Regions from separate parts of the Homo sapiens genome. Here all the other regions are linked to region 1. A link is a contact called in ENCODE Hi-C or POLR2A ChIA-PET data. All regions are on one chromosome and are shown on one strand. Each heading gives the region's core, a stretch centred on a gene start or an enhancer-like site at or near the end of the contact. The rest is flanking DNA. Distances are from core to core; before and after follow the strand shown. Region 1 holds the start of DNAAF9 (dynein axonemal assembly factor 9). Region 2 overlaps PANK2 (pantothenate kinase 2). Region 3 holds the start of PANK2 (pantothenate kinase 2). Region 4 holds the start of AP5S1 (adaptor related protein complex 5 subunit sigma 1). Region 5 holds the start of CDC25B (cell division cycle 25B). Region 6 holds the start of MRPS26 (mitochondrial ribosomal protein S26).

Region 1 (4,636 bases), core at 706-3,205:
AAGAAAGGCAGCATTTAAGAGACAGATTCTAAGGTAGAGATGATTTTTTTCCCCCTAAAGATCTCAACAGACTCAAATCCAAATTCCTAAGCTCAAGATGATCTGGGATAAACCTCAAGTCCACACAGAGCCTAGATTTAACGGATGGCTGTTCTAAAGTATCCTATGCAATGTCTATACAAGTTCAAATACTTTCTGCTTCAGACAGTGAAACTGGCAGAAATGTTGCAAAGGATTGGAGATGCGTTACTATAAGCAGTTAAACTTGGAACTGTAAAGCCCACAAGGAATTACACTGAAGGGCAGAGCAGGAGTTCAAAAATGTCACCTGACAGATTCGAAGCAATTTAGGACTCCTAAATGCAATGTTTCATTGGTATCTACCCCCCACCTTCTCTATCCTTTATTTGTTCAACAAACATATACTGGATTCTGGGTTGTGGAAAGGAATGCAGGGAAGTAAAAAAGAAACAGGTTTCTAAGAATCAGTTTCTTGTTCTCCAATAATTTGGTCTAGTTAAAGCAAACAAACAACCCCAAAAATCAGATCAGCAAGCAAAGTTAAAACATATGCCTTAAGTACCATAACAAGAATATAAGAAAACTGTTTTAACATGTAGATTGGCAACCTCCTTTCAAGGGAACAATATATTTGCTTTGCTATGTGGCTAGAATAAGAAAAAGCAAACAACAACAAAACCCTCTCCTGTTTTAATGACAGTTTAGCAGTACCAAAGCTCATCGCTCGCATTCCCCCTCTCCCTCTCCTTCTCAAAGGTCTCTGCTGCAACCCCTCCATCATTCCAACCTCCACACTGCGCCGGCGCCCCACACCAGCTCCATCACAAACAATGCCCAGACCAACAAGATCAGCACCAAACGCATAGGGCACAGAAATCGGAAACGGATCTTCCTATATCTAAAGGGGGCGGGGAACGCTCCCCACGATCACCCCCTCCCCATACTGAGGTAGCTTGGGACTGTGTCTCTACGGTAAGGGGCCTGGCGTCCGCCGCTTTCGGAGGTTCTAGGCCTCTTTCCCCTATTTATCCAGTTTTTCCTCCTGCGTCCCTAATACCTCTACTTCCTCCCAACCCGAGCTCCCTATTGTGGAGTGAGGGGGCGTCGCGATGCAGGCTGAGGCAGGGGGAGCTGGGGAAACGCGCGACAGGGGAGATGCTGTCATTATGTACGTAGGGGGCGGGGGACACTCTTTAAGGAAGCCGTTGTCAAGGGCAAAGGCTCTAGAGACCCACGGGAGGGGGCTTTCTAGGTAATCCATTTGGGGGTTCTACACGAGGGAGCTATTGTGTGTGTGGAGGTGTGAGGTCTGTAGAGTAGCAGTTTCTGAGGGAAACATTCCCTGGGGAAGGCGAGTGAGTTATTCATAGGGAAGCCTCTGTGGGGTTCTGTGTAGAAGAATCCTTCCTGGGAGAAACGTTCTATGGGGGTGAGGACGTCATAACAGTGTCTTCACAGGGAATCGCTGTCCCTAGGGAAGCCATTGTGGGGAAACCGTTGCAGGGTTGTCTGTGGGGGAGCCATTGTGGGGAAACCGTTGCGGGGTTGTCCAAAGGGGAGCCATTGTGGGGCCTCTACAGAGGGCGCCGTTCCTGGGAAAAATTCCTCCCTGAGCCGTTCAGCAAAGAACCGTCCCGAGGAAGCCATGTCGGACCACGCCCTGCGGCGGGAGGCGTCGCCGGACCCCGACAGCCCGCATCCCCCGCCCGGCCGCCCCTCGGCTGCCTCTGCCCCGCGTACCTGACGGAGGGTGACCCGCGGCTGGAGCCGCCAGGGGACCGAGCGCGGGGCAGCCCCTGCCGGCGCGGGGGGTACACGTCCATGGCGGCGGACGACTGGCGGCGGAGGAGGACGGTGCAGCTGCGAGGGTCTCAGTTGCCCGCAGGGCGGCTCCACGCTAGCTGCGGCCGGGCGGGGCGGCAGGGCGTGCCGGGTGGGAGGGGGCGCGGCGCGCGGGCCCGGCGGGGGCGGGGGCGGGGGCGTGGAGGGGGCGCGCGCACCGAGAGCGGATGGGGGCGTTGGGAGCGGCTGGAGTTGGGGGTCGGCGCACGGCCACAGGGACCCCACTTCTTAAGCTGCGAGGCCGCCGGACCGGATGTTGGGAGCGCGTGTCCGCAGGGTGAGGGTTGCCACAGCGCCGCCCGGCCTCGTCCTCAAGCCCGGCATCATAGAGCGGGGCTCTGCGCGGCGCCCCCCGGCCACGCACACGGACGCGCCCGGGGGCGGAGCCTCTCCCAGCCCGGCCCCGCCCCTCCGCCTCTGCCCGCCCCGCCCCGCCCGACCAGCCCCGGCCTCCAGCGAAGTCTTCCGCTCCGGCGTCAGGATCCAGCGCACCTCCCCAGTACCCAGCGCACCTCCCCAGTACCCGGCTCGCTTCCCTGTTCTCCGGAACGGTGTCTTCCCGCTTCCTGGTCATCAATTCCGCACCCACCCTTCAAACATCCAATAGATTCCTAGCCGGCCTCGGGTTAGCGCAGCAGTGCGCACCCAGCCCTGCGCAGGGCATGAGCGTTAGAGGCGCACAGGATCCCAGAAGACCCCTAACCTTTACTGTTAAGATCCTAGCTCTACCGGTTTCTGCAGGGACATGTACAAGAAACTTGGGAAATACTGCACTGATAGTTGCCAGGAGTCCTGTATATACAGGACGTATTTAATGATTATTGGCCTGCGTCCTTCGTTGACCTCGTCGGAATGCCTTAAATGTCCTGTATTCATCTTTTTACACTAAATTGCAATAATTAGAGCTATTTTTCTCCCACAGTAATTGGTGCTAGATCACTTAAATTACAACACTGGCTGAAAATCCTTCCTACACTAATGAAGATTTGGACAATCCCTATGGTGTCTCCTTCAGGTTTGGCTGAGGGAAGACCAGAAGGGAGTAGGAATTTAAAGTGCTCGTCTTTCATATTCAAGAAAGGAAAATACTTTTTTAGCTCAAGTCCGGAGTCGTGAACAAATAACCACCATTATTTAGAGATAACTTCTCGTCGGTGCAGCAGCTCTGAAAATCAGCCAATCAGCGATAGCCTCACTCCGGTAACTATGCTTCTTAGTAAATCAATGACAACCCCACGCTTCTGAAAGTCAGCCAATCAGTGACCGCTCTAAGCCTCCGACAATAGCCAATCAACAAGTGCCTGACACCAGCGACCAGGCTTCCGAAAGTCAGTGGGTACTCAGCTGCCGCACTCCACTTCTGATTCGGAAAGACAGCCAATCCCTGAAGGCGAATATTTCCAAAACCATTTTTTTTTCTTTCCCAGACTGAGTCTCATTCTGTCGCCCAGGCTGGAGTGCAGTGGCGCGATCTCGGCTCACTGCAACCTCTGCCTCCCGGTTCAAGCGATTCTCCTACCTCAGCCTACCGAGTAGCTGGGATTACAGGCTCCCGCCACCACGCCTGGCTCATTTTTGTATTTTTAGTAGAGACGGGTTTTGCCATGTTGGCCAGACTGGTCTCAAACTCCTGACCTCAGTTGATCCGCCTGCCTTGGCCTCCCAAAGTGCTGGGATTACAGGCCTGAGCCATCGCGCCCGGCCTTTTTTTTCTTTTTCTCCTTTTTTTTTGGAGACAGAGTCGCACTCTGTTGCTCAGGCTGGAGTGCAGTGGCGTGATCTCAGATCACTGCAACCTCTGCCTCCTGGTTCAAGCGATTCTTGTGCCTCAGCTTCCCAAGTAGCTGGGATTACAGGCCTGTGCCACCAAGCCTGGCTAATTTTTTGTATTTTTAGTAGAGACAGAGTTTCGCCATGTTGGCCAGGCTGGTCTTGAACTCCTGGCCTCAAGTGAATCGCCAGCCTTGGCCTCCCAAAGTGCTGGTATTACAGGCGTGAGCCGCGCCCGGCCTTCAAAACCTTTTATAAGATCAGCTCTGGCTTTGTTCAGAGAGGCTGTACCTTACAAGTACCGCTCTCCCTTGCAAGCAGAGAAGAAATTCACTTTTTTTTTGCATCAGATATTGAGTTCAATTTATTGTTTTGTCCGAGTTCAAAGTTCACAGCTCAAGATTCAATTCCCAGTTACTATTTGGTATGAGTTTGGACTTATGACAGACGCTATGACACCGTCATGAGATTTATCAAATACAACTCTTTCAATTCTTTCTATGCTTGCAGTGATCAATTTTTTAGCTCAAGTCCAGAGTCATGAACAAGTAACCACCATTATTTAGAGATAACTTCCCATCGGTGCAAAAGCTCTGAAAATCAGCTCTAAAAACAATTCAACGGGGCTACACGTGGTGGTGCACGCCTGCAGTCCCAGCAATTTGGGAGACTAAGACAAGTGGATTTCTTGAGCCCAAGAGTTTGAGACCAGCCTGGGCAACGTGGCAAAACCTCATCTCTCTGTCTCTCTCTCTCTATATATATATAGTTTATTTATAAAAATATATATTTATATTATAATTTATGTATACAAATATATTTCATATATGCACACACACACAAATTGGCCAGGCATAGTGGCATGTGTCTGTAGTCGCAGCTATTCAGGAGACTGAGATGGGAGGATCGCTTGAGCCTGGGAGGTCTAGGATGCAGTGAGTTAAGATCAGGCCACTGCACTCCAGCATGGGGGACTGAGTGAGACCCTGTCTCAAAAAAAAAA
Region 2 (4,636 bases), core at 2,137-4,636, 500 kb after region 1:
CAATTAGGAAATTAACATGGACAAACTGTATTTAAATTTTGCCAATTTTGGCTGGGCATGATGACTCAGGCCTGTAATCCCAGCACTTTGGGAGGCCAAAGTGGGAGGATTGCTGGAGGCCAGGAGTTGGAGACCAGCCTGGACAACACAGTGAGACCTTGTCTCTCCAAAATAGCTGGCATGGTTGTGTTCCTGTAGTCGTAGTTACTTGGGATGATGAGGCAGGAGGATTGCTTGAGCCCAGGAGTTCAAGGTTACAGTCAGTTGTGATTGAGTTGTGATTGCACTCCAGCCTGGGAAACAGAGCAACACGCTGTCTCTAAAAATAAAAATAAAAGGTGAAAAATAAATAGAAACAGTTTTGCATGGATTCTTTTGTACGTTGTTTATTTAGTTGTATATAATTTTATCGTGTTAATTTTTGCAGCCACACACATCTGGCAATCGTTTTTTAATTTTTGATTTTTCTCTATGGTAGCTTTTTTTATGGATGAGTTATGATTTTACCTCTGAGAATATTTTTGATTCTGTTTATTCCTGCAACTCTTTCTTCAGATATTTAGTTTCTCATTTTTGTAGTGTTTATTTCCCTTGTAGTTTTTCTAGTTTGTAAAAGTGATAATCTCTGGTTTGAGAATTCCTGTTCTTCTGCCAGTGGATTCAGTGTCTGTTTACCAGTTGGTCAGGATTGATTTTAGGGGAGGTATGAGATACGTGGCAAAATATGGGGTAAAATGTCTCCTTATTTCTTCTGGGTAATAGCAGCCACCTGAGTGCCATCCTGATTCTGGGGCTCCAGTGCCTGTTTCCAGTGAAGACTTTGCTTCTGTCAGTGTTGGGGATAGAACATGGTTATTGGTAGAGGGAGTGGCCTGTCCACTTGTGCCAAACACATTTCCCCACCATCGCTTGTGACTGCACCACTGCACCAGACCTGCTTTTGTTTCCCCATGGTAGCCGCCCTGAACCTACGGCTTGGATAGAATACCCCTACGTTCTCTCTCTCACCTTCATAGCTGATCCCAGTTTTAATAGCATTCCTCTTTTGAGGCTTATGCATGGTTATTGCCTCTGTAAACCTAGTTCTGCTGCTGCTATCTCTTTTTTTTTTTTTTTTTTGAGACGGAGTCTCGCTCTGTCACCTAGGCTGGAGTGCAGTGGCATGATCTCCGCTCACTGCTCCGCCTCCCGGGTTCATGCCATTCTCCTGCCTCAGCCTGCTGAGTAGCTGGGACTACAGGCGCCCGCCACCACGCCCGGCTAATTTTTTTGTATTTTTAGTAGAGATGGGGTTTCACCTTGTTAGCCAGGATGGTCTCGATCTCCTGACCTCATGATCCTCCCGCCTCGGCCTCCCAAAGTGCTGGGATTACAGGCGTGAGCCACCACACCCGGCCTGCTATCTCTTCTTGTTTCCCAGAATTATTTTAGAAAATAATATATCAAATATATCAATAAACCCACACCCTTTTTTTTTTTTTTTTGAGGTGGAGTTTTGCTCTGTCACCCAGGCTGTAGTGCAGTAGTGCTGTCTTGGCTCACTGAAACCTCCACCTCCCGGGTTCAAGCAATTCTCCTGCCTCAGCCTCCTGAGTAGCTATGATTACAGGTGCCCGCCACCACGCCCGGCTAATTTTGTATTTTTAGTAGAGATGGGGGTTTCACCATGTTGGCCAGGCTGGTCTTGAACTCCTGACCTCAGGTGATCTGCCCTCCTCATCCTCCCAAAGTGCTGGGATTACAGGTGTGAGCCACCGTGCCCGGCCTAAACCCACATCTTTAGTAATTTCTACGATTTAGATTGGGAGGGGAAGCATGTACAGATGCTTTTTGACTTACGATGTTTATGCTACATTCCATAAACCCATCAGAAGTTCAAAATACTGTAAATCAGGCTGGGCGCAGTGGTTCACACTTGTAATCCCAGCACTTTGGGAGGCTGACCTGGGTGGACTGCTTGAGCCCAGGAGTTCAAGACCAGCCTGGCAACATGGGGAAACCCTGTTTCTACAAAAAATACAAAAATTAGGTGGGTGTGGTGGCATGCACCTTTAGTCCCAGCTGCTCAGGAGGCTGAGATAGGAGGATTACTTGAGCCCAGGAGGCAGAGGTTGCAGTGAGCTGAGATTGTGGCGTTGCATTCTAGCCTGGGTGACAGTGAGACCTTACCTCAAAAAAGAGAAAAAGAAAATACTGTAAGTCAAAATGCATTTAATATACCCAGCCTATTGAACATCATAGCTTAGCCAAACCTACCTTAAATGTGCTTAGAACCCTTATATTAGCCTACAGTTGGGCAAAATCTTCTAGCATAAAGCTAGATGATTTAATAATGAATAATATAAAAGATAATTATTTTACAATAAAATGTCGAATATCTTGTAATTTATTGAATACTGTACTAAAAATAAAAAAAACAATAAATACTTGAAGTAGAGTTTCTACTGAATGCTTATTGCACCATTGTAAATTTGAAAAATCATTACTTTGAGCCCTCATTAAATTGGGACCTTCCATATGTCTGTGCAGTCCACTTTGATCCAATCTCTTCAGGCCTTTTTTTTCTTTGAGACGGAGTGTCACTCTGTCGCCAGGCTAGAGTGCAGTGGTGCGATCTTGGCTCACTGCAGCTTCTGCCTCATGGGTTCAAGCGATTCTCCTGCCTCAGCCTCCGGAGTAGCTGGGACTACAAGCGCACGCCACCACAGCCAGCTGATTTCTGTATTTTTAGTAGAGATAGTTTCACCATGTTGGCCAGGATGATCTTGGTCTCTTGACCTTGTGATTCACCTGCCTTAGCCTCCCCAAGTGTTGGGATTACAGGCGTGAGCCACCGTGCCCAGCCCTGCCTTTTTTTTTTTTTTTTTTTTTTGAGACAGAGCCTCACTCTGTCGCCCAGGCTGGAGTGCAGTGGTGTGATCTCAGCTCACTGCAGTCTCCACCTCCCAGGTTGAAGCAGTTCTGGTTTAGATTTCCTGAGTAGCTGGTACTACAGGTGCACGTCACCATGCCTGGCTAATTTTTGTTTTAGTAGAGATGGGGTTTTACCATATTGGTCAGGCTGGTCTCAAACTTCTGACCTCAGGTGATCCACCCACCTTGGCCTCCCAAAGTGTTGAAATTACAGGTGTGAGCCACTGCGCTTGGCCTAAAGGACATTTTGGGAACCGGTGTTAATGTCTATTGAAACCTTTTATTTTTGGAATATCAGATTTTGAAAGATAAATTGACCATTGGAGGTTATATGTTACATAGGTTTGGGAATTTCCTGTTTCTAGTTTGCTGCTAAACCAGAACTCTGAAGTCTCAATGTTTTTTTTTAAGCCGATAGGAAAGAGAGATTTTCATTCTGAATCTTTGTTTTTCACAGTTGAGGCTTACGAGTAGTCATCTTGTTATTTTTAAAACACTTCATAGTGCGGTTTGCGCTTGTCTGACAGAATGGTTGGGTTGGCTCAATACTTTGATATTTTTCTTTTTCGTCTTTGCCGTAGTATTTTTTTTTTAAGTTATGCATCTAAATCAAGACAGAATCACATTTCTTTGCCCCAAAACCCTTTTGCCTAGAATTATGTTCTTTGGAAACCCTAGCGTTTGAAATAAGTTGCTACTGTGGTAAGGGTAAATTTAATTTTCAGAAAAAAGCTGTTCTGACTTATTTTTCTTCCCCATTTAGTTTTTCCATGGTTTGGACTGGATATCGGTGGAACTCTGGTCAAGCTGGTATATTTTGAACCCAAAGACATCACTGCTGAAGAAGAAGAGGAAGAAGTGGAAAGTCTTAAAAGCATTCGGAAGTACCTGACCTCCAATGTGGCTTATGGGTCTACAGGCATTCGGGACGTGCACCTCGAGCTGAAGGACCTGACTCTGTGTGGACGCAAAGGCAATCTGCACTTTATACGCTTTCCCACTCATGACATGCCTGCTTTTATTCAAATGGGCAGAGATAAAAACTTCTCGAGTCTCCACACTGTCTTTTGTGCCACTGGAGGTGGAGCGTACAAATTTGAGCAGGATTTTCTCACAGTATGCATTTTTTAGCTTATATACAATTTATGGTAATTTGATTGTTAAAAATAATGCCAGTAGCAAGTGGTGAAATAATTTCCATCTCTAATGGAACTTGAATTTTCTTGAGTCAAATGAAGATTAAAGGTACGCTAGTGATAGGAGTTGGCCATCTAGAGGTGGTTGTCTAGTTCAGATGTATGGACGACAATCAGAACCACTAAAAGGGTAGCATTTTATTGCTCCTTTAGTATGAAAAATTAGGGCATCTGCTATACGTTGAGGAAGAAACTACCTAAAAGGAACATCATTAGATCATGAACAATGAGATTGAAATATAATTAAAATCATTTCATGTCATAAAATTGTTTTCAGTCTTGTCTACCACATAATTTCTCTTGTCTCCCTCAGTTGTTTGCTGGCATGTTCACTAACTGAAAAAAATAAGGAACTCTGGTCAAAAGTGGTGTTTTCAGGCTCAGGGCTGGTCTGAGATGGGTGACTGCAGAGCCCTCCTCTCCCAGAATGCTTTCTGATGTGTTCTGTGCTGCACACTTAACTGGAGTCTCGCCACCATGTCTGGCCCCTGGGGAATGCTGCCAGGCGCTCTATCTTGCTTTCATTG
Region 3 (4,636 bases), core at 1,464-3,963, 480 kb after region 1:
CCACCGCGCCTGGCCTCATTTTTTTTGAAAAAAAATAAAAAATAAAAAATAAAAAAATCTAAGCTTAATCATAGATTTACCTTACTCTGCTCCAAGGCAATTTTTCAACTTTTTAAAAAATAAATGTTTTCTTTCAGTATAATACCCAAAAAAGTGCACAAAATGTCTTGATAACATATTACAAAGGGAACACACCCATGTAACCCCCACCCAGATCAAAGAAACAGAATATCATTAGCCATCTAGAAGCCCATTTGGTCATCTTCATTTTCTTTTTTTTTTTTTTTTTGAGGCAGAGTCCCACTCTGTTGCCCAGGCTGGAGTGCAGTGGTGCAATCTCAGCTCACTGCAACCTCTGCATCCCAGGTTCAAGCAGTTCTTCTGCCTCAGCTTCTGGAGTAAGTGGGATTACAGGCACGCACCACTACGCCCAGCTAAGTTTTGTATTTTTAGTAGAGACAGGGTTTCACCATGTTGGGCCAGGCTGGTCTGAAACTCCTGACCTCCAGTGATCCGCCCGCCTCAGCCTCCCAAAGTGCTTGGATTACAGGCATGAGCCACTGTGCCTGGCCTAATTTTTTTTATTTTTTATTTTTTGTAGAAGTGGTCTCGAACTTGTGGTGTGCCTTCTTATTTATTTATTCATTTTTTTTTAGAGACGGAGTCTCACTGTCTCCCAGGCTGGAGTGCAGTGGCACGATCTCGGCTCACTGCAACCTCCGCCTACCGGATTCAAGTGACTCTCCTGCCTCAGCCTCCCAAGTAGCTGGGATTACAGGTGCCCACCACCACGCCCAACTAATTTTTGTGTTTGTTTTTTTTAGTAGAGACGGGGTTTCCCTGTGTTGGCCAGGCTGGTCTCGGACTCCTGACCTTGTGATTCGCACGCCTCGGCCTCCCAAAGTGCTGGGATTACAGGAGTTGAGCCACTGCGCCCGGCCGCTTTCTTTTGGTTATCATAAGGCGGGCAGTAGCTGAACTTCTCAGGAGTCCAAGCTCTGTCATTCTTTAGGCTTTGTGCTTCTGGATAAGTTACCTCATCATCCAAATGTTACTGCAAGGACTAAGTGAGATGTAGAGGCAGTGGGCAAATTGTGTAAAAATACTACTGTTTCAAGTGTTTTGATGTTGGAGTTCATCTTGCCAGCCAAGGGATGATGATACTTTGATTCTTCAGGATGATCAGAGCTCAGACTTGGACGGAAGCTCCCTCAGGTCAAGGAGGACCACATTTTTTGGGGGGTGGAGAGAGGAGGCAGAAAGAGAGGCAATGTCAGGCACTGAGATTTAGAAGAGTAGCTATAGCTGTTTTTGGTTCTTGTAGATCCGTCTGTGTTGGCTTCCTACAGGAGCTAGAATTTTCAGAGCTAGTCCTACAGTGAGGGGAGCTAACGTGGAGTGGGCGTGAGAATTCTATTCAGCAAGCACAAGCGAAGCTCAACCTTTTTGTTCAGCCTGCTACAACCAATCATTATGGGAGAGGGGAATAAGGATCACTGCCCAAGGGGCATTAGGATCACTGCCCAGTGGGCATTACAGTCTCCCCAGGGAGGCACTCTTTTTTATTTTTTATTTTTTTTGAGACGGAGTTTCGCTCTTGTTGCACAATGTTGGGTCACTGCAGCCTCCGCCACCCGGGTTCAAGCAATTTTCCTGCCTCAGCTTCCCAAGTAGCTGGGATTATAGGCATGGGCCACCACGCCCCGCTAATACGGAGGCACTTTTAATTAGCCCACAGTCCAGTGAAATTTGACGGAGTGAGGAAGTGACCTCAGAGTACAGAACGGGATGGGATCCTTCCGGGCTTGGGCAGCCTTTGGTAGTGGGGATGCTTGGAAGGGTCAGGGTCTCAGTCCTGGAGGTGACCAATTTTTCTCTCCAAAAGAGAAAGGAAGATGATTAAAAAAAAAATCCATGCTCCAAAGCGGCAGCCAAATCCTTCTATGGCCCCCAATGCATCACCCAGAAAGGGGCTCCAGACTCTCCTGCAAAAGGCCAACTCTACTTCCCGGCTCCCACTTCCCCTCCTTCGCCACAGGAGGGTGGCGAAGGATTTATAACCCACCTCTTTCTTTCAGTTGCCATGGAGACAAGCCCCAGTCCTTTCATTCCTTCTGGTACCTCTCTCTCCAACGCAGGCGGAAAGGAGGCGGCTTAGCCCAAACATGCTGGGGGAGGGGCTGGCGGCCTCGACGGCAGCTGCGGAACTAGGCCGAGGGACAAAGGCTAAGGTCAGCCGCGGTTCAAGCCCTTTCGTCTGCCGACGACCAGCGGCCAGACGCTGCGGGAGCACTGCTGGGCTGGAGGAGGGCTCGAGCTGCGAGGACGGCACGGAGCAGCGGGGTGGGACTCGGGGTCGCCCCAGGAGAGTTCCGCGGCCCGGGGGGGCAGAGGCATGCACAAGTGGGGGGCGGAAGGAGGGGGTGGATGAGGAGGCTCGGGCCCTTCCACCCACGCGTCCATTGGGCGGCGCCGCCATCACTCTCTTCTGGGCTACACCGCCTTCTCTTCCTCCGCGGAACCCGGATCCCCTCCTCCACCACCCTCTCCCCGCCCCGTCACGATAGCCTCTCATTGGACGGAGGCACGGTCAATCCTCCTCGAGTTAGGGAGCCGACTGGACGCGAGGCCTTTGGGCCGTCCCCAGCCTCGTCGGATTGGCTTCCTGCGCGTTGGCGCAACGGAAGAGGCGGCCGGCCGAGGGCGCGCCTCTGCTCTGGCTGGACTGCCGCGGAGGAGGCGAGAAGGAATCCGACGCTGGGGGGCTTGCTCGGGCGGCAGCGACTGCTGCTGCGGATGGGAGGGGGCCGGCTCGGCGCGCCCATGGAGCGCCACGGCAGGGCTTCCGCCACCTCCGTCTCGTCGGCTGGGGAGCAGGCGGCCGGGGACCCCGAAGGGCGGCGGCAGGAGCCACTGCGGCGCCGGGCGAGCAGCGCGTCGGTGCCCGCGGTCGGGGCCTCGGCTGAGGGCACGAGGCGGGATCGACTGGGCTCTTACAGCGGCCCCACCTCGGTCTCCCGCCAGCGCGTCGAAAGCCTGAGGAAAAAGCGGCCGCGTAAGTGTTCCGTGGGGCGCCCTCCCGGCCCGCCCTGCCCCCCCTTCCGGCCCACCCTGTCCCCTTCCGGCCCCGCCGCCGTTTTTCCCGCGCGCGGACACTGTCCCCGCACGGTGGTCCCTCGTTGGTGCGTGGCCTGACATCCGGCTGGAGGCCTCGGGTGCTCCGAAAGCGGTACCTTCGGGGGCCCCCCCGCACCCATTGGTATGCACTTCCCGCTTGTTGGAGTGGAGGGCTTTTCCCCAGGACCTGTCCTCCCTTTTCTTAGCTCCTTGGGCATTCTCTTCCTGAGGGTCACATGATTTTATCCTCGAGAAGGCTTCTTTTGACTCATTTCCACCTCCTTTCCTCCCAAATCCTTTGAATCCCCAATGTTTGTTTTCCGTGGGTTTCCAAAGAGCTGCTCTCTAATACTTTAAGTCCCTTTTATTCGTCAATTTCGGGCTTACTGGAAAATGGTGAACTGCCCCTTGAGTTGCACCAGGCCTGAAACTGTATTCCGTGCACCTCTAAGGTGGCTGCCCTTCTTCTCGTGAGAATCCAGGTCATCTCTCACCCACATATCCCCTCCGTTTTCCTTCTGTCTATTTGCAGGTACTCACGATTCAGAACTGTGGCATTCTGGGCATTAAGGCTCTTTGTTTTGAGGGGAAACAACATCTTTCTGAATTTTGCCTTGGGAGTTGCATACGCTCCTCCCAGAGAATCCGTTTCCCCATTTTATTAGGTTTCTTTTTCTGTGTTGTGTATTTTCTCCCCTTTACAAGTCTTCAATTCAGGACCGCTGCCTGGCAGCCATTGCTGCTGTTGAAAGTATCAATTGTCCTGATACTGTAATATGAGCTTTACAGTGTGATGCCATTTTACATATGGTTGGACTTTTTGGTGGGTGTTGCCAGATTCCTATTTCAGGAAATTGACTTGTTTAAATGCAGATTGTGAGAGGGAGGGAAAATGGCAAGATGTGAGATTTTTATTGAATAGTCTTCTACCTTAGCCCAGTCACCCAACTGCTTTTTTGAATCTTCTCTGATATGGATGATTAAATGTAGTTCTATTTTGCTGTGAAAAGTTTGGGAGTTTTCAGTTCTTTTGTCTTTTTCCATCTTCTTGCAACAGATTTGGAAAACAGATTCTTAACCTGTGCCATTTTCAGAGTCAGTCACCTAGTTTTGTTTTATTTGAGAAGCACCTGAGTTTGAAGCAATGCAAAATATGAGATCCTTCATGGTTTTGTATTACATCGTTGGAAATGGATGTAAATTCCAAAGATTCAGCAAATAAGAGTATAGCCATTAGCCACAAGGGTTTTTTTGGTTTGTTTTTTGTTTTTTACTTTGAGACAGCGTCTTGTTCTGTTGCCCAGGCTGAAGTGCAGTGGCATGATCATGGCTCATTGTGGCCTTAACCTCCTGGGCTCAAGCCATCCTCCTGCTTCAACCTCCTGCATTGCTGGGACTAAAGGCACGTGCCACTATGCCAGGCTAATTTTTCAATTTTTATTTTTTTAAATAGAGATGGGATCTCTTATGTTGCCCAGGCTGGTCTTGAATTCCTCCTGGTCTCAAGCGATCTTCCCAC
Region 4 (4,636 bases), core at 1,551-4,050, 410 kb after region 1:
ACTGATGGATATTTGGGTAGTTTCCAGTTTGGGACAATTAAGAGTAAAGATACTGGCCAGGGGCGGTGGCTCATGCCTGTAATCCCAGCACTTTGGGAGGCCAAGGCGGGCAGGAGTTCATGAGGCCAGGAGTTCGAGACCAGCCTGGCCAACATGGCGAAACCCCGTCTCTAATGAAAATACAAAAATTAGACAGACGTGGTGGCAGGTGCCTGTAACCCCAGCTACTCGGGAGGCTAAGGCAGGAGAATCGCTTGAATCCAGGAGGCAAAGGTTGCAGTGAGCCGAGATCGTGCCACTGCACTCCAGCCTGGGTGACAAGAGCAAGACTCCATCTCAAAAAAAAAAAAAAAAAAAAAAAAAGAGCAAAGATACTATGAATATTCTATTTGTGTCTTTTGGTGAACAACAGCCCTTATTTCACTCAGGTACACATCAAGAGTGGCGCTGCTGGGTCATGGAGCAGTGAGGTCAGCATGAGTAGCCACTGCTGGGCTTGCTGTTTTAGATGATGTCTGAGCTAGCAGGCATAGACATTCCCAATGTACCCAGAACAGACTCTCAGAAGCATGGGTTGGACCCAGGAGAGCCCAGTGGCCAAGGAAAAGGGATCTCCCAGGGCACACCCACAAGCAGCCTCCAGCAAAACCATCAAGCAAAACCCCCACTCCCAGTAGGCTGAGGAAGCCCTCCATGCTGTCACCTCCATCTGGGTCTCCCACTGTCCTCTGGGAGTAGTAGCTCAAGCCAGCCTCCCACAGCTGTCTCCTCCACACACCTCACATGAGGCCAGCCCTCTAGTGGTCAGAAACTTGGTGTTGACTCACTGCCTGAGGAGTGGACAGAGGCTGGGAAACTGTGTTCCAGATGCCAGGTGGCCCCCAGCAACCAGAGCCCTCTCCTTGCTAGCTCTCTGCTGTAATCAGCTGGCAGACACCAGCCCTGGCTGAGAGCAATAGGGACTGGGGACCAGGAGCTGTGCCAACATCACTCCCCAGCCTCGTAGCTGAGGCCCCACAGTCTCTGGGCTTGCCGCAACACCTGCACACACATTTACGTGTTGTCACATGCTTTGGCCAGGCCCTGGCCACCTGCAGCTTCCCTTCAGTCACCTCCTAACCTATCCTGGGTCCTATGGCTTAAGGGGCCCAGAGTGCACTTTCTCAGGGGGTGCTGGCTCTAGGATCCCTGCCTGGGCCACCCTACCCTGTTCTCCTTTCTTGTCACCAAAGAGCGTGTTCAAGCCGGCTCCAGTCCTGTGTTGTGCATGGCCCTGGGGAGTGGAGATGGAAGCCATCAGCACTATTGGTGAGACCTGATTCACAGGGGTGCAAAGGCCGCAGCTGAATGCCAACGGGCAGCCTGAGCAGGAAGGCTTCCTCCCATTTTGTCTGAGTATATATCTACAAGGTCAATTAAAAGGACAGGAAAGGCCAGGCGTGGAGACTCACGCCTGTAATCCTAGCAATTTGTGGGGGAGAAGCGGGAGGATCACTTGAGCCCAGAGTTCAAGACCAGCCTGGGCAATACAGTGAGACGCTAACTCTACAAAAAAATTTAAAGTAGCTGGATGTGTTGCCTGCCTATAGTCCCAGCTACTTGGGGGGCTGAGGTAGGAGCATTGCTGATGGGAGCGGGCAGCGAGGCTGCAAAAAAAAAAAAAAAAAAAAAAAAAGCCGGGAAAGGGAATTCTAGGCTGGGGGAACAGTCAGTGGGGGAGGCTCCGAGGCACATTTGGGGGACAAGGCTGAAGCCATTCACATGCCAAGAGGTAAAGGAGGTGCAGCTTCATGGTCGCGGTGGGGGTGGTAGTGGTGGTGGTGGCTGGAGGAACACATGCAAGTCAGGCAGTGAGGCCCAGGCAGGCCTTGTGGGGCCCCCAAACACCAATGGGCCAAGCCTCCAAGTTGGGGCTTTTACGTAAGGCTCTATAGGGGTTAGCGCCAGAGTGCCCCTTTCAGGTTTAAGGTATAAACCTCTTCCCTGTTGTTTTGATGGCCTCCAGTCAAGAAGGGGGCTTGCTGGTCAGCCCTACTAAGCGTTCGCCCTGGGCGACACTCTACAAGGTTTTACTGGGGCCCAATGAAATTGACAGATCTGCCAGGGACACACACTGAGAGTCCAGAAGCAGCGTTCGAATCGTTCTGCGCCGAACCGAGTGACAGCATTAAACCGCTGCAGGAACCCACAAATTCAGAATCTGCGCAAAATACACATATTTGTATTTAAAATCCGCGCAAAATACCCATGTGCCTAAATACACATATTTCCCTCCAAAGTCATAATTTCCGGGGGTACAGCCCAGGAATGTACATTTGAACTGGTGCCCCAGTGATTCTCACGCATGTTGGCTAGATAAGAACTCAGCCGCAGCCCGTAGCTGCGCGGCCCGGCCTAGGTCCACCCGCCGCCCGTCCCGGAGCCTCCTAAGGCCGCAGGCGACGCGCCCCGCCCTCCGGGGACAACTAGGCCCCGGCCTTTTCCGCAGACTCCGCGCTCCGAGCCGCGGCGCCCCCTCGCGGCCGCCGGGGTCGGCAGCCTGGGGCTCCGCTGATCTAGGGCAACGAGCGGGGGACGCTTCGAGCCCGCAGCGAGAGTGACCAGCATGGTCCCTGCCGGCAGCTCGGGGCCGGAGGGTTTTGACTGCAAGGCCAGCCCACGCCGAGGGTCCAAGCATCGGGATATGCCGCCAGCACCTGGCTGCTGCAGCACCGCGCTGGACATGAGCGCTCCGCCCAACCCGACGGCGTCAGCTGGCGCGCGCGCCCGCGACCGACGTGCGCAGGCGCCCACGGGCCGCGCAGCCGCCATTGCTCTCCTGCCACGGAGGGGAGCGCTTGGTGGCAGTCCGCGGGCCCGGACGGAAGGCTGAGGCGACGCCTCGACGACAGCGGACCGGAGCTGCAGGGGCAACACATTCAGGGCGGGGTGCCCCATTTAGGCCTGGCTGACCGGAGTAAGAAACTACAACCCCCGAAGTGCCTTGCGCCTCAAGGTTACGGAGGCAGTGACGTAAGCTGTCTTGACCGCTACCATTTCTCTAGTAGAGGCGGGACGCGGCGGCGCGGAGTGATGACGCGCTCTGCTGGCGGCTGGAGGGTTGCGGAGGTCAGCAATTGGGTGCTGGGCTCCGGTTCTCGAAGTGCCTTTGCGAACCTGCTATTTTACCAGTTTAAACTGACGGTCTGTTTAGCCTTAGCTACAGATACCCACTGACTGTGTACCCGCCGCCTTTCAACCCCCGGGCCGGCCACTGAGCCAGCCAGATAACCATTACTATTATTTAGTTTCTATTTTGAAACAGTTTCAGGTAACTCCTGTATGCACTTGGATGAGATTCACAAGTTGTAACCTCATTTGCCCCATTTACCTTATTATTTCCTCTGTTTTTCTCTCTGCCTTTTTTCTTCCCTGGACCAAGTGAGTTAGTTGCAGATATGAAATCCTGTTTCCTCTATATTTAGAGGCCCATCCGTGTTTATTTTCTAAAAACAAGGACGAGCTCCTGCATTCAAAATCGGGTAACATTGGTCAAGACTTTTTCTGACCCATAGTCCATATTGAAATGTTTTTAAAGTTTTTATTAGTGTCCTAATAATGCCCTTTATGGAAATTATCCTTTTGTTTTTCTTTCTTTTTTTTTGAGACAAGAGTTTCCCTCTGTCGCCCAGGCTGAAGTGCAGTGGTGCGATCTCGGCTCACTGCAGCCTCCCCTCCCGGGTTCAAGCGATTCTGTGGCTTCAGCCTCTCAAGTAGCTGGGGTTACAACCATGCGCCACCATGCCCGGCTAATTTATTTTTAGTAGAGATGAGGTTTCACCATGTTGGCAGGCTGGTCTGGAACTCCTGACCTCAAGTGATCCGCCCACCTAGACCTCCCAAGGTGCTGGGATTACAGGCGTGAGTCACCACACCTGGCCCAAATTACCCTTTTCTTGGTCCAGGACCCGATCCAGGAGTACACGTCGCATTCAGCTATCTGGTCTCTTCAGTCTCCTTCGGTCTGGAGCAGCTCCTCAGGTTTTCCATGACCGCATGACCTTGACGCTTTTGAAGATACCTGTTGTTTTGTAGAACTAGGTTTAGGGTGGTCTGAGATTTTTTTTGTTTGTTTGTTTGTTTTTCTTTTTTCTTTTTTTTTTTTTTTAGTTTATGCCTATTCTGCTTATGTATGTCTGAGATTTTTTATCACTGGATTCTGTTATGTGATGTTGTTCAGATGCTGTTATTCAAAGTGTTCAGCCTCACTGGCCTCTGGATACACTCCCAGACACTGCCAGGTCAGCCCCTTCCTGTGGTCGCCTCTCCTGCTGGGGTTCACTCTCACCTTACCAATGTCTCTGGCTTCCCTGTAGCACCCACCCTGGAGCCATGGTCCACGCCTTCCTCATTCACACCTTGAGGGCCCCGAATACTGAGGACACGGGCCTTTGCCGAGTGCTGTACTCCTGCGTCTTCGGTGCTGAGAAGTCACCTGATGACCCACGGCCGCATGGTGCCGAGAGGGACAGGCTTCTCCGGAAGGAACAGATTTTAGCTGTGGCCAGGTAACCACACAGCCCAGCCCCAGGCCTTCATTGAACACGTACCTGATTGTAATAGGTATTTTCGGGGAGTGGGGACGCAGAGAAATAGG
Region 5 (4,636 bases), core at 1-2,500, 390 kb after region 1:
ATTTAGATAATTGGAAGATGGGCCGGGCACAGTGGCTCGTGCGTGTAATCCCAGCACTTTGGGAGGCCTAGGTGGGTGGATCACGAGGTCAGGAGTTCGAGACCAGCCTGGCCAATATGGTGAAACCCCCGTCTCTACTAAAAATACAAACATTAGCTGGGCGTGGTGGCGCGCTCCTGTAGTCTCAGCTACTCGGGAGGCTGAGGCAGAAGAATCGCTGGAACCCGGGTGGCGGAGGTTGTAGTGAGCAGAGATGGCCACTGCACTCCAGCCGGGTTGACAGAGGGAGACTCCATCCCAAAAAAAACAAAACAAAACAAAAAGAAAGATAATTGGAAGCTGCTCCGCTTAAAACGAATGACAAATTCAGCCTCCCTGGTCTGGTCATCAAAGAAACACCAATTAAATAATATGGTGCCATTGGCACCAAGTTAGCCAAATCATCAATGGGCGTGATACTTAATTCGCCTCTCTGGTTGCTGACACCCTCCTCGACCCCCAGCCGCGGAAATCCATTCCTAGTTCCACCGTTTAGAGCCTCTCCTGGGGCTGCCGCGAAAATTGGGCCGGTTGGGGTAACATCTAACCTGGGGTCCCGCGAAAGAGCCCATCAGTTCCGCTTGGGGGCCCCACTGCCCTCCCACCTCCTACGCTGGGCGCTTCTCCTGCGAATGACGTTTTGCTGCTGCTCAGCGCAGCCAGTCGCGGAGGCGGGGAGGCTGCGCGGTCAGAGGCGCCTGGAGCGAGCGAATCCTGGCCCACCGCCTGCCCAACCGCGTGACCTTGATTGAGTTAATGAACTTCACGCCTCAGCGTCCAGGTCTGTAAAATGGGGTGTCTAACGCAGACCGTACAGCCCAGCTGGGTTTAGCAAACTTCCGGGAGCCAGTTGGAGCCTCTCCCCATCCCTAGCGGTGATCCCAGGTGACGACATGCCGCGGGGGGTCCTGCGGAGGCCACCCTAGGGCGTTGCTGCTGCCTTTGGGAGTGTGGAGCTCCAAACCATGTCGCGAGAGGCGGATTTTGGGAGGCCGGGATCCTCGCGCCAGGGGGATGTGCGAGGGTGTGGGATAAATCTTAATTCCTCCGGCCCACCCAAAGCCTGGAAATCCAGCCTCCGCGCCTCTTGCCCTGCGGGCCCCGCCCTCAGTCCCGCCCTCATCTAACCCGCTACCCCATTGGTGGCGTCCGGCGGCGCGGCTGCTGTTATTTTTCGAATATATAAGGAGGTGGAAGTGGCAGCTGCAACTAGAGGCTTCCCTGGCTGGTGCCTGAGCCCGGCGTCCCTCGCCCCCCGCCCTCCCCGCATCCCTCTCCTCCCTCGCGCCTGGCCCTGTGGCTCTTCCTCCCTCCCTCCTTCCCCCCCCCCCCACCCCTCGCCCGCTGCCTCCCTCGGCCCAGCCAGCTGTGCCGGCGTTTGTTGGCTGCCCTGCGCCCGGCCCTCCAGCCAGCCTTCTGCCGGCCCCGCCGCGATGGAGGTGCCCCAGCCGGAGCCCGCGCCAGGCTCGGCTCTCAGTCCAGCAGGCGTGTGCGGTGGCGCCCAGCGTCCGGGCCACCTCCCGGGCCTCCTGCTGGGATCTCATGGCCTCCTGGGGTCCCCGGTGCGGGCGGCCGCTTCCTCGCCGGTCACCACCCTCACCCAGACCATGCACGACCTCGCCGGGCTCGGCAGGTAGGACACCCCAAGGAGGCTGCATATGGGGGTGAGAGGCTAGGTCTGGAGTCCTGGGCCTCCTGGAGAACTGGGCATGGTAGTCGAATCCAGGAGGTGGAGTCCGGGGAGGCATCCTGAGCAGTGGAGAGGTACGCCCTTGTTCCCTCCTAGGGGCCCAGGACATGGGAAGTGAGACCTGGGCTGTGCCCCCCACACCTCCAGGTGACCTGCTCTCAGTCTGCACAAGCCTCTCCAAATCTTCTTTCCCCTCACTCCCTCCTCCCTCATTGTGCCTCCACCACGCTGCCTCCGTAATCTCTGCCCGGATAGCCACCATTTTGCCCCAGGATGGGAATCTCAAGCCTGGAGAGGGAACTTAAGGGTGGCAGAGCCGTGGAGCACTCACACATCCATGCCCCTGCTCCCTCCACCCCAGTTCTGCCCCCAGAATTAAGACAATTAATTAAACACTGATCCTGCTCCCTAAGTCTGCAAGGGGAGAGCTGGGTTGTTCCAGTAGGAGAACCTGGTCTTGGTCCATCCTTCAGGAAGGGTCCTGGAAAGGTGGGGGTCTGACAGTTTAGGGGAAGGCTCTCTGGGGCGGCTCTGCTAGACCACCAACCCTTAGGCTGGCCTCCAGCCAGGCAGCCTTGCTCACACCCTGGGCTCACCTTGCCCTGCTCCTGAGAGGACCTTTCCTAAACCAGTCAACGAAGAGAAGACGCTTTAGGGCCTCTGTAGAATGAACCTTCCTTGACCTGAGAAGAGGGGGCCCTCAGGGCCATTGCTTTCCCGGTGTAGTGTTTCGCTCAGTTCTTTTCTCAGCAAGGGAGTGGGAACGTGGGCTAGCCAGGCCTTGAGCCCCACGTTTACCTTTCTCCTTTCCCGGGTCCCTGTTCCCTTCCCAGCGAAACCCCAAAGAGTCAGGTAGGGACCCTGCTCTTCCGCAGCCGCAGCCGCCTGACGCACCTATCCCTGTCTCGACGGGCATCCGAATCCTCCCTGTCGTCTGAATCCTCCGAATCTTCTGATGCAGGTGAGGCCCAGGGGAGCCTGGGGAGATCTGCCTGTGTCAGGAGAGTTTGTGGGGGCTGCCTGGGCCTCCCAATTTCCCTGCCGATCAAACTAACATCCTCCCCACAACCTGGTGGGCCCAGGAGCCTCTCCCCCACCCTCCACAGAAATGGGAGGAAGACACACCTCTTGTGGGGCTCACCACACCCAACGCGGACTGGCTGAGTGGATGAGAGGGTGGGGCCCTCTACGGAGATGAGATCTTACCTATGTAAAACCACGCTCCAGAGTTCCTAAACCACAACCCTACCTGGGAAGCACCCAGGGCTGAGAGTTGGTCTTTAAAACATTCTTAGCCTATAACCTCTTCTTTAAAAATCTGTTGTCTCTTCTAGAACAAATTATTTTAAACCAGTTCAAGAAAAATGCTTAGTGAGCATTGTGGTTTAAAGACGCATATGAAGGAATTTCCATAGTAAACAGGGAGTGGAGCCCTGTACCGTCTGGGGGACGATGTGTCAGCTCTCAGGGTCCATGGTTGGGTTTTTGTTTCATTTTCTAATGTGTCAAAGTCCAAACTAGAAACTGTTTTTTTTTTTTTTTTTTTTTTCATATTGGGACATGGTGGGGGAAAGAATACAGAAAGTGCCACTACTTTCAAACCAAGGTGCTCTGTCCCCTCAGGTCTCTGCATGGATTCCCCCAGCCCTATGGACCCCCACATGGCGGAGCAGACGTGAGTAGAGAAGGGAATGTGTACTTCCAAGCATTCAGCACCTGTCTTTAAGAATCCTAGTTCTACCATAAATTCACCCGGGAGGCCTGGGAAAGCAGACAGACCATGGGGTGGCTTCAGGATCCCCATGGCCGGGGGGCTCACTGACTTTCTCAGGCCTTGGCATTCTGCTCCCTGTCTCAGAGAAGGATCTGCTCTCATGGGAGCCAACCGAGTGTGGGCTCAGGGCCAGGGATAGTGGGGACAGTGGCCACTGGGAGAGCAGATACTAGACTACAGCCCATGTCTTGCAGGAATACAAGCCCAGCGTATGTCCCGTTTTTCTTTCTTGCCTATACCCATTTTTTTCTGTGAAATATTACAATTTAAAAATATGATCCAACTAATTCAAAACTTTAACTCACTCTAGGCCAAACAAAACACAGTTGCCTGCAGATTGATTTGGCTCTTGGCCGATCAGCAACCTCTGACTTCGATGACACTTTACCCTCTGGCCAGCCCTGGTCTAGGCCCTTTCTGCAAGGGAATGGAGAGAGAGTTGGTGGGCTCTGGCCTGGACAGACCATCCCCTTGGCTGTGGGCATGGGTGGTGTCTTCCAGAGCACAGCTGTTCCCATCCAGTTGTTAAAGCCCAAGCAGCGGGGCAGCTGCCAGCCATTAGTAGGGACAGCTGGGCATCTCTGGCCTGTGCTGGGGACTGTGGCTTTGGGTTTAGGATAGTGACTTGTCTTACCTCCCATTGCCTTTGATCAGACTGGGTTGGGCTGCAGATTGGTTCACAAACAGGAAATGGGGAGAGGATTGGGTGGGGTTGGGGGACTGCAGGTTGGTTTTGGTGGCAGCACAGAGCAATCTTGCCCTACCCCCAAGGCCCATGTGCAAGCCAATGAAATTGGTCATCCCTGATGCCAGGTTGGCTGGGCACAGCAGCCCCCCGGGGGGGCATCCCCCTCATACTTTATCCCTGAGTGGTTCCCTGCCCTGCACCTGCTCTGACAGTTATACAGAGTTTCTCAGAAGCTGTGTGTGTGTGTGTGTGTGTGTGTGTGTGTGTGTGTGTGTGCGCGCGCGCGCGTAGATGCACAAAAGCTCCGCGTGGCAGGTGGTCTCCTGTAACACGGCTGAGGGGGCGGGGCCTCAGAGGGAACATGTGTTGGAATTCCTTGCCTGCTGGCCTCTTCTAAGGCAGGAGGAGGGGGTGGGACAGAGGCTGGTCCTGGAAAATTCCATAG
Region 6 (4,636 bases), core at 698-3,197, 360 kb before region 1:
TGAAGGAAAGATGGATGGACCTGGACAAGTGGGAGGGCCCTCAGAGCTGGCAAGGCAGGTAGCCTCTGTGCCCCAGGCTCAGGGAGAAGGCTCGTCCCCTGGAGCATCATCCCCTGCTGGGCCAGGATCCCCCAGGATCTGGACCCCTGTATGCTTGGGATGAGGAGCGGTGGCAGAGAGGGAAGGGCATAAGGAGATACCAAAGCTGCCCCTGAGATGCCAGTTTTCCAAAGTGGCCCTGGAGGAAGTAGGGGGATGTGGGGGTGAGGTAAGTCTCCTTGAATGCTGTACCCTGTCCATTAGAGCAGCCATGGCCAGCTCCAGGCGAGGCCTCCTGCTCCTGCTGCTGCTGACTGCCCACCTTGGACCCTCAGAGGCTCAGCACTGGTCCCATGGCTGGTACCCTGGAGGAAAGCGAGCCCTCAGCTCAGCCCAGGATCCCCAGAATGCCCTTAGGCCCCCAGGTGGGTGTCTCCCAGCCTCATGGGGAGGAAGAAAGTGATGGCCGGGGGCTCCCCCACCCTCCTGGAGCCTGAGGTCGGGGTAGGGAGGACAGCATCAGTTCCCTTCTAAGGAAGGGCCCTGGACACTGCAGCAGGCAGCCCAGTCCAGACTGCCCATGGCCTCCCAAGTGATGCCCTGGCTCCCCTGGACGACAGCATGCCCTGGGAGGGCAGGACCACGGCCCAGTGGTCCCTTCACAGGAAGCGACACCTGGCACGGACACTGCTGGTGAGTAGGGTGAGAGGTCCCCAGCATCAAGACCAGCCACTGGTCATCAGAGGCCATTGTGGCTTAGGGTTGGGTGCTGGGAGGGTGGGGAGAATGAAACACCACTGAGATGCCCCCTGCCACAGCACCCCCAGCCATTTCTCAGTGCCCCTACTGCACACAGCAGGGTGCTGTCTGCTATCCTTCCTATTTCCCAGGAGGATTCTAGACAATTTACAAAGCACTTGGGTTAAAGACCAAAGTCACTAGTAGACTAGAAGGAGATAATTGTTCTATAAGACAGTGGTGGCCATGGGATCCCACAGGCATCCTGACAAGCCAATGACTGTCTTGAGGTGGACAGACCCCAGGCCAGTGGAAAGAGGTGAGGGATGCAACCTCACTCAAACAGACAACAGGGCCAAGAGGACCAGGTGGTGACTGACATGTGCACTAGGAACATCTCAGGGACTGCAGAGCTCCCCAAGACCATAGCAGAAGACAGGCGTGGGGAAATGGTTTGCTACTGTTTTGCAAATCAAACATTTACAGTGCATCAGGAGAGCCCGGTAACTAAAGAAGAAAGTGGTTAGTTCCTATGAGGCAATGTCTTACCGCCTGATTTGTGTGTATGTGCTGAGGTTTCTATGCGTCAGGCTTGTTTAGGGTGGACAAGAGGGCATGCCCAAGGGAGCTGGAGATCCCCACACTAGCTGGATCCTCAGGCTTCTACGGGAGGCGGGGGGCGTCCTGCTGTGGGAGGCCACATGGGGACTGGGGGGGACGAGAGGGGAGAGAACCAGGAAGATGGCAGCTCGGCGGTTACGAGACCAGTGTCCTGAGACATGACCGCCACCTCTCCCTCCGCAGACCGCAGCCCGAGAGCCCCGCCCCGCCCCGCCATCCTCCAATAAAGTGTGAGGTTCTCCGAAGCTGTTGCGTCGAGTTCTGTCCTTCGTCCCCTCCCTGTCTTCCCCGCTGAGACCCTTCCCTGCGTGGGGGCTGGAGGGACGCGGGTCCGGCCCCGCGGGCGGGAGTAACTAAGGGATGGCCCCGGGCCCTGGCGGGAAGGCCGGGCCAGAGCCTGGGGGCGGGATGCGGACGTCCGCAGGGTCGCCGCTTCGGTTCCAGAGGCCACACGGCCGGGCGGGGCGTGAGGGACAGCCCGAGGACTACAGGTCCCAAGGTTCCCCGCGCCGCTTCCGGGGCACGGTGGCGTCCCGGCACCGCGGCCGCAGTGAGGAGACTCGGCCATGCTACGCGCGCTGAGCCGCCTGGGCGCGGGGACCCCGTGCAGGCCCCGGGCCCCTCTGGTGCTGCCAGCGCGCGGCCGCAAGACCCGCCACGACCCGCTGGCCAAATCCAAGATCGAGCGAGTGAACATGCCGCCCGCGGTGGACCCTGCGGAGTTCTTCGTGCTGATGGAGCGTTACCAGCACTACCGCCAGACCGTGCGCGCCCTCAGGTGTGCGGCCGGGGGGAGGTGGCCGCCCGCGCGCGCTGGTGACGGTGGGAGTGGGCGGAGAGGGTGCTGATTCCTGGCGCGTCTGCACCCAGGATGGAGTTCGTGTCCGAGGTGCAGAGGAAGGTGCACGAGGCCCGAGCCGGGGTTCTGGCGGAGCGCAAGGCCCTGAAGGACGCCGCCGAGCACCGCGAGCTGATGGCCTGGAACCAGGCGGAGAACCGGCGGCTGCACGAGCTGCGGTGCGTGGGGCGGGAGGCGGGGCGGGGCGGCGCGGCCTGGCCGGCCTGGGAGAAGCCCGGGCCCCGCTCAGCCTCGGCCCTTTGACCCTCACAGGATAGCGAGGCTGCGGCAGGAGGAGCGGGAGCAGGAGCAGCGGCAGGCGTTGGAGCAGGCCCGCAAGGCCGAAGAGGTGCAGGCCTGGGCGCAGCGCAAGGAGCGGGAAGTGCTGCAGCTGCAGGTGGGCAACGTCTCCGGAGGGTGGGACTCCAGCCGGGGACGCGGCTTGCGGGGCACTGGGAATTCTGGGCACCGCGACGCGGGCGCTGGCTATGTGCAGAGACTTACAGTTGGCAGGTCCGGATTTGGAGAGGAGAGTGCCAGTCAGGCGCAAAGACCCGGAGGTGAGCGGAGTAATTGGACAGTGTTCAGGTACCTAGCAGGTCTGTGGGAGGGACCCTGCGTTCCACAAAGAGGTTGTATTTTGCATAACAGGTGATGAAGCCATGAAGGGTTAAGTATTTCAGGCTAGGATTAGCAGGTGTGCGACTTAAAAGCAGGGAGACCACTTAGGAGTAATGCAGTGAGAATGGATGAGGCTTGATTTAAAGTATAGAAGGGTGGCTGGGAGCGGTGGTTCACGCCTGTAATCCCAGTACTATGGGAGGCCGAAGCGGGCGTATCACTTGAGGTCGGGAGTTCGAGTCCAGCCTGGCCAAGCCCCGTCTCTCCTAAAAATACAAAAATTAGCCGGGCGTGGTGTGCGCCAGTAATCGCAGCTACTCGGGAGGCTGAGGCATGAGAATCGCTTGAACCCAGGAGGCAGAGGTTGCAGTGAGCCGAGATGGCGCCACTGCACTCCATCCTGGGCGACAGTGAGACTCCGTCTCAAAATAAATAAATAAATAAATAAATAAAGTAATGGGGGGAAGGATGAGTTAGAGTGATTCAGAGGGGACCACTGAGGGACGGATTTCACCTACCAGGACGTGAGATTTTCATAGCTGGCACTCGGGGCTATGGCTGAAGTGTCTGAGAAAAGAGGAACGTGGAAAAGCAACCTGATATCACTCCACTGGGAGGCCAGAGGGGCTCTCAAATAGGACCTGGGTTCCAGGCATGCTTCCCCAGGGAGAGCAGGAGCTGCTTTCTCAGTGGGGTGAGAGGCCAGCAGGCTGGGTGGGCTGGCTGGCATGTGCCCAAGGCTCCTGTTCAGCTGGGCTTTTCTCTCCCGATAGGAAGAGGTGAAAAACTTCATCACCCGAGAGAACCTGGAGGCACGGGTGGAAGCAGCATTGGACTCCCGGAAGAACTACAACTGGGCCATCACCAGAGAGGGGCTGGTGGTCAGGCCACAACGCAGGGACTCCTAGGGGCCCAGTAAGGACAGTGCCCGCCAGGGACCATGTATGTATCATGGCGGAAGAGTTGGCCCTGACCTGGAATAAAGCAGTTGGTGTTGCTTATGAGGAAGGTTCAGCCTTATCCAGCACAGCCTTCACGTTTTGCCCTCTGCTGTCACCACTTGGTCAGAAACTTCCAAACGCAGTGCCCTGTTCTGCCGGTGTGTACAGCCTCAGCGCACCAGGAGACCCTAGAGTGGTTTCCATCTCACAGAGAATCAGACAGGGCCACAGCCCCCTCAGGCAGCCAGGTCATCTGAGTATCATTAAGAGTAGTGATGGGAAGATTACAGTCTGAGGGCCAAACGTGCCTGCTTCCTGTTTTTGTAAATAAAGTTTTGTTGGAACACAGCCACACCCACTCATTGACTTCTTTTTACTACAGTGGCAAAGGTGAGTAGTTGCAACAGAGACCATATGAATCCCAAAGACTAAAATCTTTAACTTTTTACAGGAAAAGTGTAGTGATCTCTCATCTGGAGCTTTAGGACTCTAGCCTGTGTCACCCAGGACCTGAGCCACAAGCTAACCATTGGCCAGGCGCCTGCCTCTGCTCTATACTGTGCTTTGCTGGCCAGAGTCTGGTGTATCCAAGACCCAGAAGGCAAAGAGGAGACCCCATTTTTTTCTGGGTTCCACAAAGAGGTTGTATTTTGCCTTACAGGTAATGAAGCCATGAAGAATTAAATATTCTAGGCTAGGATTAGCAGGTGTGTGACTTAAAAGCAGGGAGGCCATTAGGAGTGGGTCTCTCCACCCATGGCCTCAGTGACCTACATTTGCCCTGGCATTGCCATTGCCCTTGGGCCACCCAGCAGATGGCTGCTGGCAGGGGAGACAT

Evidence for each region. Hi-C counts contacts between places; a loop is a spot of excess contacts on that map. ChIA-PET counts read pairs that join two places held with the same protein, here RNA polymerase II (POLR2A). Pooled maps may share reads with other maps.
Region 2: a loop to region 1 is called in a pooled map, with 4 times the contacts of the local background. The contact joins the enhancer-like site here to the promoter of DNAAF9 in region 1. A Hi-C loop is called at or near these places in 4 of 50 pooled maps. POLR2A ChIA-PET finds 5 or more read pairs at or near these places in 3 of 52 experiments (MCF 10A, Panc1 and activated T-cell).
Region 3: a loop to region 1 is called in a pooled map, with 8 times the contacts of the local background. The contact joins the promoter of PANK2 here to the promoter of DNAAF9 in region 1. A Hi-C loop is called at or near these places in 8 of 50 pooled maps. POLR2A ChIA-PET finds 5 or more read pairs at or near these places in 2 of 52 experiments (Panc1 and activated T-cell).
Region 4: a map of heart left ventricle shows a loop between it and region 1 (5-fold over the local background). The contact joins the promoter of AP5S1 here to the promoter of DNAAF9 in region 1. A Hi-C loop is called at or near these places in 1 of 168 maps with a recorded cell type or tissue (heart left ventricle) and 8 of 50 pooled maps. POLR2A ChIA-PET finds 5 or more read pairs at or near these places in 3 of 52 experiments (HepG2, activated CD4-positive, alpha-beta T cell and activated naive CD4-positive, alpha-beta T cell).
Region 5: a pooled map shows a loop between it and region 1 (7-fold over the local background). The contact joins the promoter of CDC25B here to the promoter of DNAAF9 in region 1. A Hi-C loop is called at or near these places in 6 of 50 pooled maps. POLR2A ChIA-PET finds 5 or more read pairs at or near these places in 2 of 52 experiments (MCF 10A and RWPE1).
Region 6: a loop to region 1 is called in a map of CD4-positive, alpha-beta T cell, with 4 times the contacts of the local background. The contact joins the promoter of MRPS26 here to the promoter of DNAAF9 in region 1. A Hi-C loop is called at or near these places in 4 of 168 maps with a recorded cell type or tissue (CD4-positive, alpha-beta T cell, CD8-positive, alpha-beta T cell, ascending aorta and 1 more), 1 of 37 single-sample maps with no recorded cell type and 18 of 50 pooled maps. POLR2A ChIA-PET finds 5 or more read pairs at or near these places in 3 of 52 experiments (A549, activated CD8-positive, alpha-beta memory T cell and activated T-cell).

Annotation. Positions count from the first base shown.
Region 1 is chr20:3,405,714-3,410,349 of GRCh38, forward strand. It overlaps DNAAF9 (dynein axonemal assembly factor 9), which reads right to left and starts at 1,956. Exons shown (of 37, transcript NM_001009984.3): 1 at 1,762-1,956. The coding sequence starts at 1,844. RefSeq lists silencers at 1,620-1,699, 1,760-1,999, 2,040-2,289 and enhancers at 2,280-2,479, 2,856-3,357.
Region 2 is chr20:3,904,250-3,908,885 of GRCh38, forward strand. It overlaps PANK2 (pantothenate kinase 2), which reads left to right. Exons shown (of 7, transcript NM_001386393.1): 2 at 3,677-4,029. Among named protein-coding and RNA genes, the nearest start is that of MIR103A2, 11 kb to the right of the region's middle. RefSeq lists enhancers at 1,267-1,767, 2,489-2,568. Within about 2 kb of position 3,387, at least 9 of the 41 ENCODE cell types and tissues checked have a DNase peak (open chromatin) inside an H3K27ac peak, as active enhancers do.
Region 3 is chr20:3,886,674-3,891,309 of GRCh38, forward strand. It overlaps PANK2 (pantothenate kinase 2), which reads left to right and starts at 2,714. Exons shown (of 7, transcript NM_001386393.1): 1 at 2,714-3,055. The coding sequence starts at 2,758. PANK2-AS1 (PANK2 antisense RNA 1) reads right to left here and starts at 2,500. Exons shown (of 2, transcript XR_001754478.3): 1 at 2,066-2,500; 2 at 1-1,876. RefSeq lists an enhancer at 1,789-2,340 and silencers at 2,349-2,408, 2,599-3,098.
Region 4 is chr20:3,817,747-3,822,382 of GRCh38, forward strand. AP5S1 (adaptor related protein complex 5 subunit sigma 1) reads left to right here and starts at 2,801. Exons shown (of 3, transcript NM_018347.3): 1 at 2,801-3,012; 2 at 4,356-4,547. The coding sequence starts at 4,372. RefSeq lists a silencer at 2,325-2,604 and enhancers at 2,601-3,304, 2,845-3,184.
Region 5 is chr20:3,795,060-3,799,695 of GRCh38, forward strand. CDC25B (cell division cycle 25B) reads left to right here and starts at 1,251. Exons shown (of 16, transcript NM_021873.4): 1 at 1,251-1,672; 2 at 2,563-2,690; 3 at 3,353-3,404. The coding sequence starts at 1,473. RefSeq lists enhancers at 247-978, 889-1,048, 4,403-4,636 and silencers at 1,279-1,348, 1,389-1,568, 1,635-1,842.
Region 6 is chr20:3,044,105-3,048,740 of GRCh38, forward strand. It overlaps MRPS26 (mitochondrial ribosomal protein S26), which reads left to right and starts at 1,948. Exons shown (of 4, transcript NM_030811.4): 1 at 1,948-2,176; 2 at 2,269-2,415; 3 at 2,510-2,633; 4 at 3,631-4,146. The coding sequence starts at 1,965. The coding sequence ends at 3,765. It overlaps GNRH2 (gonadotropin releasing hormone 2), which reads left to right. Exons shown (of 4, transcript NM_178331.2): 2 at 304-464; 3 at 596-732; 4 at 1,582-1,643. The coding sequence starts at 311. The coding sequence ends at 1,632. RefSeq lists enhancers at 1,430-1,489, 2,830-2,889 and a silencer at 1,590-2,459.